Regions from separate parts of the Homo sapiens genome. Here region 2 is linked to region 1. Evidence: read pairs that join two places in POLR2A ChIA-PET (ENCODE). Cell type or tissue: MCF 10A. All regions are shown on one strand. Each heading gives the region's core, and the rest is flanking DNA. Links, peaks and the distances in the headings are about the cores only.

Region 1 (4,394 bases), core at 262-4,261:
TATGACTTTGTTAGTTGTTTCTTTAATACCCTAAATTTGTGGTATGGCAGCCACAGGAAGCTAACAAACCATATAACCCAATAATGCTCCTCCTATGTATATCTCCAAGGGAATGGTAAATATGTCCACAAAAGCAAGCCCATGAATGTTCATAGCAGCATCATTCATGATAGCCCCAATGTGGAAACAATCCAACATCCATCAGCTGATAAGTGGATAAACCAAATGTGATCTATCCACACAATGGAATGCTGTTCAGCCATAAAAGGGGATAAAGTACTGCTACATGCTATGACTTGGATAAGCCTGGAAAACACTATGCTAAGTGAAAGAAGTCAGTCACAAGAGACCTGGTATTGTATGATTGCGTTCATATGAAATGTCCAGGAAGAGGCAAATCTATAGACAGAAACTGGATGAGTGATTGCCTAGGGTGGGAGTGGGAGGGGAATAGGGGATAAGGAGTGACTGAAAGTGGGTGTGGGGTTTCTTCTTCAAGTGATAAAAATGTTCTCAACTTAGATTGTGGCAATGGTTGCACAACTCTGAGAATACACTAAAAATTATTGAATTGTATACATACTGTAAATGGGTAAATTTATGGTAATAAATGATCACTCAATAAAGCAGTAAGAAAAGAAAGAAAGCATAAGGAGCAAGTAATAAAATTTTATCTTAGCCTTTGGCATATATTTCATTTATAAACAATTAGTAATTATGAATCATAATTATTTTAGATCTATCCTACCACAGCATAGACAGCAAACCTTATAACCACGAACAGTAGGCTTCAAAATGAATCATTAACTTTGGTCTTTGATGCTGTGTTGTAAGAAATGTGACCTTGGAGGTTGATGGGTGAAGTTCCTAATAAGAGTTTCAAATCCTAATCCTTTTCCTAAGAGGAAATACTTGGCACCTAACAGGTTCCCCTCCTCATCTATTCTCGCTACTCACTTCATTGTATAAGGATTCATGGAAACTGTGTTCTCCTCTGTTCTTTGGGGTCTTCCTGACGGAAATTTCCTTCCCGATACCTTTACTATTTGTCAGTTTCCTCCAGTGTTTTGCCTCACTCTAAACAATCGAACGTGATAGAACTTTCTTAAAATAATCTACCTTAAGATACGGCTTCTAAGAATGCGTACATCTAAAAGTAGTCTTGTGGTGGCTGGAGACAGGGCCACAGGAGGGACATCACACACAAAGGCAGAGTCTCAGAGGGCGCATGTGCAAAGAGCCCACCTCCGCCCCTCCCCAACAACACATGGGGCCAGTTTGGCCTGGATCTAGGGCCGAACTGGAGTAGTTCTGAGAAGTTCTGCCAGGCATGACTAGGGGATCATGGTGAAGTCACTGAGGTTGTTCAGGTCCATTTACGCACAGGATGCTTAGGTGGGACGCTGAAGTAAGGCAGAGCCCACCCTAGTCAACATCCAGGTCAATGAAGGGGACCCAGCAAGAGTTGGGCCTCAGTGTGGCTCTGTGCTAAACAGCAGTTGCTATAGGCTTTGGCTACTTTGCAGTCCAGCCCTTCAGCTGTCTCTTCAGGAGCCTGTTCTTCAGTGGGGCTGACCCCTGCCTCCCTGGACCTAGACAGATTCTCTCTGGCCAGAGTGACTGATTAGGCATGGGCATCTGACCCACGCAGGTAAAAGGAAGCCCTGGCTGGAGCTTCATAGGAAAGGGACACCCCTCTTCCTGGTGCTACAGGACTGGAGCAAGAGTGATCTGGAGAAAGGCAGCCCAGGAGCCAAATTCTGCCTCTGACACTAAGCAGCTCTATGTCCTTGAATAAATTATTTAATCTTTTGGAGTCTCTGTTTCCTCATCTATATATATAATGAGAGGAATAATGCAGCCTCCACAGAGCTAGCATAAGGATTAAATTAAATCATGTAAATCATGAAGCACAGCATCTGGCCCCTATGAGTCACTCAGCAATGACACCTATCTGGAAAGAGTGCAAGGGGAGCCTTTGGCAAGAGGAAAGTAACTTGTCCAAGACATTGATGCAACCTTAAAGTTTCTCATCATAGAACTACCTTTCTGGCCCAATTTACTCTTGCACTACGGCTGATTATGCTGTGCTTTAGATAAGTGAATAATATAAATTCAGAACATTTTTGTCACTTCATTATGATGATTAATTATCCCATTTAAAAAGTACCTACCAGAATCTGTTGGTGTTGTTTTTCTACTTGATAGCCTCCAAAATGTATTATGCCAGGTCTTGCCTGTATGACCTTATTATTCACAAGTTTTGCATAAACCTCTATAAAAACAATGTAGATAAGCACATCATGAGACATCAAAGAAAATATTAAATTAAAGTTGATCCTTATTAACATAGCTTTCTTTAATTTAGGGCATTTTAAGCATATGAAAATTGCAGACATTGGATCCAGCTGTCAACAAGATTAATTATCTGTTCTAAATAAACTGAACTCTTTCTCCCTCTCTATTTTTAAACATCACTTGGGAGATACTATCATTACAATACAAAGTCAGGTAGATTGTCTGTTACCTAGTAAAAGAATTTGCTCTTCACACATTTTGTACACATCTTTGTCATAAATCACCAGCTCATAAAGAGCACATGGCCTGTCTTTGCTCTGCCTAGCACTGAGATTACTTATTACATAATGAATACCCAGATCAAAGTATCCAAACACCGCACACTTAAGTTTATTACTATGTATTTAACTTTTATTATTTGATTTCCTCTGATTAGAATTACAATGTGATGTAGAGTAATATTAAAACTTAAAGCTCTGAAAAGTTATCACTCGGAACAGTAAGTCTCAAACTGCTTTTGGTGTCATGTGAATGTCCCTTTTAAACGGCTGAGCTCACAAAAGTGTCCAGGTCTACAAAAATTTTCCCAGCTCTTTATTTAGGCAGGAGCAGATGTTTGGAGAAGGTGCTGAGAACCCACTCTATGTAAGTGCTTTGTGCCAGGCAGTGCTATGCATACATTTGTTTATAATCCTCACTCCAGCCCTTTGAGGTAGGTATTATTTCTACTTTACAGATGAAGGAGGTAAGACTTAGCAAGGTTAAGAAACTTGCCCACAGCTGGTAATCAAAAATAAAAGGTAGGCATGGTGGCTCACACATGTAATCCCAGCATTTTGGGAGGCTGAGACAGGAGGATCGCTTGAGCCCAGGAGTTAGAGACCAGCCTGGGCAACACAGTGAGACCATGTCTCTGCAAAAAATTTTAAAATTAGCTGGGTGTGGTAGTGTGCGCTTGTGATCCCAGCTACATGGGAGGCTGAGGTGCAAGGATCACTTGAGCCCAGAAGATTGAGACTGCAGTGAGCTGTGATTGTACCACTGCTCTCCAGCCTGGACAACAGAACAACACCGTCTCAAAAAAACAAAAAACAAACAAACAAAAAAATCAACCCCAGGTCTGTCTGATTCCAACCAGTAATCTGCCTTCCTCATGAATGTACTGCCCACCTTCTTACAAATAATAACATTTGACTTTGACTGCATCCAAATCTTATGAGGCACAGACACCTTCACCCCATCCCTTTGATCATCATAATTCTAGGATACATCTGAAGTGGGTGTGAAACATTTGATGTTTTTTTCTTCTCACCAGGTGAGCTGTCACTGTCATCCACTTGGGCCAAACTGAACAGCTACAATGGGTTAAGGCTGGTGTGGTAGGGGAACTGACGATCTCTGTAGGTTATTATTTGGTCATTTTTAAGCACTGAAATTACCATATTCCGTAATTTTAAAATTTATTTATATTTATTTTTATTGATTGATTATCTTTTTTTGAGAGGGAGGGAGTCTCGCTCTGTTGCCCTGACTGGAGTGCAGTGGCGCCATCTTGGCTCACTGCAACCTCCGCCTCCTGGGTTCAAGTGATTGTCCTGCCTCAGCCTCCCAAGTAGCTGAGATTACAGGCGCCTGCCACCACACACAGCTAATTTTTGTATTTTAGTAGAGTTGGGGTTTCACCATGTTGTTCAGGCTGGTCTCAAACTCCTGACCTCAAATGATCCAACCGCCTTGGCCTCCCAAAGTGCTGGGATTATAGGAGTGAGCCACCGCACCTGGCCTATTCTATGATTTTTTTAATGTTGAAAGATTTTATTTTAGATCCACGAAGTAGATATAAAACTGGCATTTTTCTTCTAATGCCCAGAAATGGTCAAGTATATCAATTTTCACTTGACAAGTTCTACAGTGACAAAAGAAGCATATCCAAATACACTATTATGTCCTCACATTTGAGATGGGCTTTAAAAGATGAGTGGTGGGTAACCAAGCATGTTAAGAGCTAGACCCAGGGCTCTGGTGGCTGAACACCAGCTCTCCACTTACCAGGTGTGCCATGTTGGGGAAATAATGTGGTCTCTTTGAGTTTCACC
Region 2 (4,394 bases), core at 313-4,312, 120 kb before region 1:
CCTCTAGGTGAGGCCAGAGTGTTGCAAATGTCCAGCCCCGTCAGCACAGGCTGCCCGGCTGCCCGGCTGCCAGCTGGGTGGGAGGCAGCACTGAGCTGCTGCTGTTTGTCGGGATTCAGGAATGGCTGTGACAGATCTCTTGTCCCTTCTCCTCCTCTGCTGGGATTCTCCTTTTCAGGAATGTCCTACTCTAGGTCTGGGGCTGGCTGTGGTCTGCTCCTGCTGTGGAGCCCGTCTTCCCCCTGCCAGGTGGCCCTGGCTGGGGACAACACCCAGGAGTGCACTGCGGGGGTTGTGAATTGGGCCCACAATTGTGCCCATAAATGGTGCTCCTGGGCTGCCAGCCAGCCAGGCATCTTAGCGGCAGAACCCACACACAGGCCCTGGCTCTGCTAGCTGGAGTCTGACTTCTTGCCCCCTCCTCTCTGCTACTTGTGGGTTTGGCCAAACTTCCCGTAAGTGTTTGCTCATTCGTTTATTTTATATTTTGTATTTATTCAGCACTTGCAAACATAAGAAAATAAGATATTTTACTTTAGGGATAAAGTCTTATCTTTTTTTTTTTTTTTTGAGACAGGGTCTCACGCTGTTACCCAGGCTGGAGTGCAGTGGTGCGATCTTGGCTCACTGAAGTTTCCACCTCCCAGGTTCAAGCGATTCTCCTACCTCAGCCTCCCAAGTAGCTGGGATTACAGGTGAGCATCACCACACCTGGCTAATTTTTGTATTGTTAGTAAAGACAGGGTTTCACCATGTTGGCCAGGTTGGTCTTGAACTCCTGACCTCAGGTGACCCGCCTGCCTCGGCCTTCCAAAGTGCTGGAATTACAGGTGTGAGCCACTGTGCCTGGCAGGGATAAAGACTTATCTTACCAGAGTTAAAAAAAAAAAAAAAGGTAGGGTAGGGGGTTCTTAGCTAAGGTGGTAAGGGAAGGCCTCTCCGAAAAGGGTATGTCTATGCTGAAACCTGAGTGAGGGGAAGCATGAGAGGGCTGTATGTGTGGAAAATGTCCTCAGCAGAGGAAATGGCCAGGTCCAAGGCCCAAGGGCAGGAATGGGATTGTGGGCCCAGGGGGCAGAAAGTCCAGTGTGGCTGGATGAGAGGGAAGCCTGAGGGGAAGGTGGGAGGGGACTTTGGGGAGGTGGGCAGGGGCTGGACTGCCACAGTCTTGTAAGCTGGAGTGAGGTCCTTGCATGTTATTCTAATGGCAATGGCAGGTCACTGGTGACCTAGATGAGAGCTGATCTGTGAGGTGAGCAGGAATGTTCGAATGGTTGAAGAGAGAATGGGCAGTGAGGAATATGGACCACTCTTCTGGCTGTGAAGAGGAGTAAAGATGGGGTGATGGTTCAAGGTGCACATGGGGTGCAAGGAGGGCTTCGTTTGTTTTGTTTGTTGCCAGAGAGAGGGACCACTGCAGGAAGGTTCTCCATGGGTAGGTAAGAGGGGATGGGTCCGGGGTAGGGAGGAGGAGGGGGGTCAGGAGCACTTCCTCACTGTAACGGGAGGGAAGCTATGGTCAATGGGCCCAGGCTGGTGAAGTCGTGCTGGGAAGAGAGGTTGTCCTTATTGGATGCTGCTTCTTTTTCCCAGTGATCTATGGAGTGAGGTCATCAGGTGAAAGTGCAGTGGGGACAGAGTAGGGAGGGAGTGGTGAAGGTTTGAAGAAAGCAGAAGAGATGTACATTTCTAGGTGAGGAAAAGAAAGACCTTTCTACCAGGAAAATGAAATGATTGTTGTGTACCGTTGAGTGCCCATTTGGGATCTGGGACAAAACCACAACGTTGGTGAGACAAGTTAGTATGGTTGTGTGATTCTTTCCAACAATGTTGGGATGCTCAGGTACAAGAATAAATAGATGGATAGTTGGGTTTAATTAGAGCTGGGTTTGCCAGTCAAGTACAAAGTGGAGAGAAAGGGGCAAGGTTGGTGAGGGTGTTTGCAAAGAAGTGATGACATAGTGATGGACCATGAACTCTCAGCCAGCAGGGAGGACAGTGAGGGCCTGTGGGGTGTCTATTTTACTTAACACCTAAATGTTACACACCATGTGCCCTGTGCTGCTCCTAAGCACTTTGTTCCTAGACACTTTGCAGAAGGAAGAGATAGCGAGATCATTGGCCTGGTGGAACATAAGGAATGTTCTAATGGGGTCACCATAGTAAGCCAGGTAGAAGTATAAGGAGGTGAGTACAGGGTGGGTGGGAGTCTTGAAATGGACCTTTCAGAGGTGGTATCCATTTGGTGATGACAAGGTCAAGGGCATGTCTGCGGGAGCTGCGGTGAGGTGGAAGAGAAGATGATTAAAAGTTAGGGGGTATATTAATCATTTTTATTTTCTATATTTTATGAAGCTTTGACATCTGGGAGGCCTTACTAATCCTGGAAAGACTGCCCCTCCCAGGGCACTGGTTCCTAGTGATGGCGAATGACTCTCCCATGAGCACGCCTTTCATATGCAAACCAACCAATCCACAGCCCATACCCCAACCACCTCTTTTATTTACTTTTCACACTCCAAGTCAGTATTCTCCTGGCTCTAAATATCCCCAGGATTAGGTACTGGACAACTGGAGAATACCCCTATCCTCCACAGCCCACTGAAAGCATCTTAACTACCCAATCCTACGCTTGCTTCAGTGTGACTACCCTGCCTTGCCTATTCCTTCAAAAAACCACAATGAAGCCTCTGGGCCATGCCTTCCCCTGGCTCCTTCTGCCTCCCTCCTGACTGACCTGGTGTTTCCCCAGGTGGGTGGCTCTGTGTGGCATGGTGTGCCTCCCTCCTCTCAGGAACTGCAAGTAATAAACTATTCTTTCAGTGGCATTGGCCACTGGGGAAAGGGGGAGTGGTAAAGATCAGGGATCACACCACAGCACTGAAACAATTCAAGAATGAGAGGAAGCAACCAGGAAGCTGGTAGATAGCAGCAAGGATGGGGGGTACTGGAATGGTCTGGTGGCATGCGTTTCAAAGGAGCTGGGGTATGTATAGGAGGAAATGGCTGTGGGGAGAAAAGGGAACATGCATTCTGCCCTGATTTCAGGGGAATATGGGGAAGAAAGTGACTTCACTGGAGAGGGCTGTGGTGTCCTCAGCAAAGACAGCCAAGCTTTGCGGAGAGCAAGCAAACGAGAGGAGGTGGGGCGGGGGTTTACTGATGATGGACCAAGCCTGCCAAAGTCACAGTGAAACGGCCCTGGGAGGCCTGCAAGGGTGAGTGACCGGGGCTAGATTAGGGGATAAACAGGAAATGAATACATGGATAAGCCCCCAGGAAACCATGGTTGACACAGCATAAGATGGGTTTAAAAAATTTCTTGGGGGGCTTTTGGACATAAAAGGAATACTTAAGAGTTACTAACATTTTCAGTACTGTATTAAAGCAGTAAGTTTGAATACCCTATGTCTCTTAAACCTAAAGTGCCAATTTACAAATATTGTCATCTTATTAATAAGTCCAGTAATTTTTGTATAAAAAATGAGATTTTTTTCTACTTGTCTTTGATTAACATTCAGTTAATTCCTAGGGTTTACAGATTAAATCTTTCTTAATTATACTGTACCACTTCTGTACTTAATTGATCAAATTTCCTTAGACATTTCAAACCACACTTTCAAATTTAATTTAGCTGATTCTCTTAAATATGTTAACCTGCTGTATTAGTCAGGGTTCTCCAGAGAAACAGAACCAGTAGAATATGTGTGCATGCACACGGGTGTGTGTGTGTGAGTGTGTGTGTGTGCGTGCAAATGTTTATTTAAAGAGACATTATAAGGAATTGGCTCATGCAATTATGGACACTGAGAAGACTCAAGATTTGCAGCTGGCAAGCTGGAAACCCAAGAGGGCTGATGGTGTAGTTCCAGTCTGAGTCCAAAGTGCTAAAAAGGCAGGAGAGCCAAGGCTGAGGCTGAGTCAGAAGGCAGGAGAAGACTGATGTCCCAGTTCTAAGACAGTCAGGCAGAGCAGGAGAATTCCTTCTCACTGTGCCTTTGGTTCTATTCTGGCCTTCAATGGACTGGAGGAGGTGCACCTACACTGGGGAAGGCAACCTGCTTTGCACAGTCCACCAATTCAAATGTTAACCTCATCCAAAACACCCTCACAGTCATGCTCAGAATGTTTAACCAAATATTTGGGTGTCTCTTGGCCCAGTCAAGTTGACACATAAAACTAGCCATCAAGTCTCCCACAGAAAGTAGTGTTTCAAATTTAATAAGTAAAATCTTCCTAAGCCTTAAAGCAACTCTCAAAAATCCAAAAAAAAAAAAAAAAATAGACACAGAAATGTAACAGTTAAGATTCTCTCTCTCTCTCTCTTTTTTTTTTTTTTTGAGGCAGGGTCTTGCTTTGTCACCTAGGCTAGAGTGCAGTTGGCACTAAGACAG

The links. Peaks named below come from ENCODE experiments on the same cell type or tissue, not always from the same donor. Only the 100,000 strongest peaks of a DNase experiment are listed, where the experiment ranks them.
Region 2: POLR2A ChIA-PET joins it to region 1 with 5 read pairs; 3 of 35 experiments call an interaction of 5 or more read pairs at or near these places.

The regions. Positions count from the first base shown.
Region 1 is chr2:119,546,966-119,551,359 of GRCh38, reverse strand. CFAP221 (cilia and flagella associated protein 221) reads right to left here. Exons shown (of 24, transcript NM_001271049.2): 3 at 2,175-2,275. Among named protein-coding and RNA genes, the nearest start is that of CFAP221, 4.7 kb to the right of the region's middle. In MCF 10A, for the core only: no CTCF peak of the experiment used is centred there; a DNase peak (open chromatin) is centred at 1,959.
Region 2 is chr2:119,670,724-119,675,117 of GRCh38, reverse strand. No RefSeq gene overlaps it. Among named protein-coding and RNA genes, the nearest start is that of TMEM177, 6.3 kb to the left of the region's middle. In MCF 10A, for the core only: no CTCF peak of the experiment used is centred there; no DNase peak of the experiment used is centred there.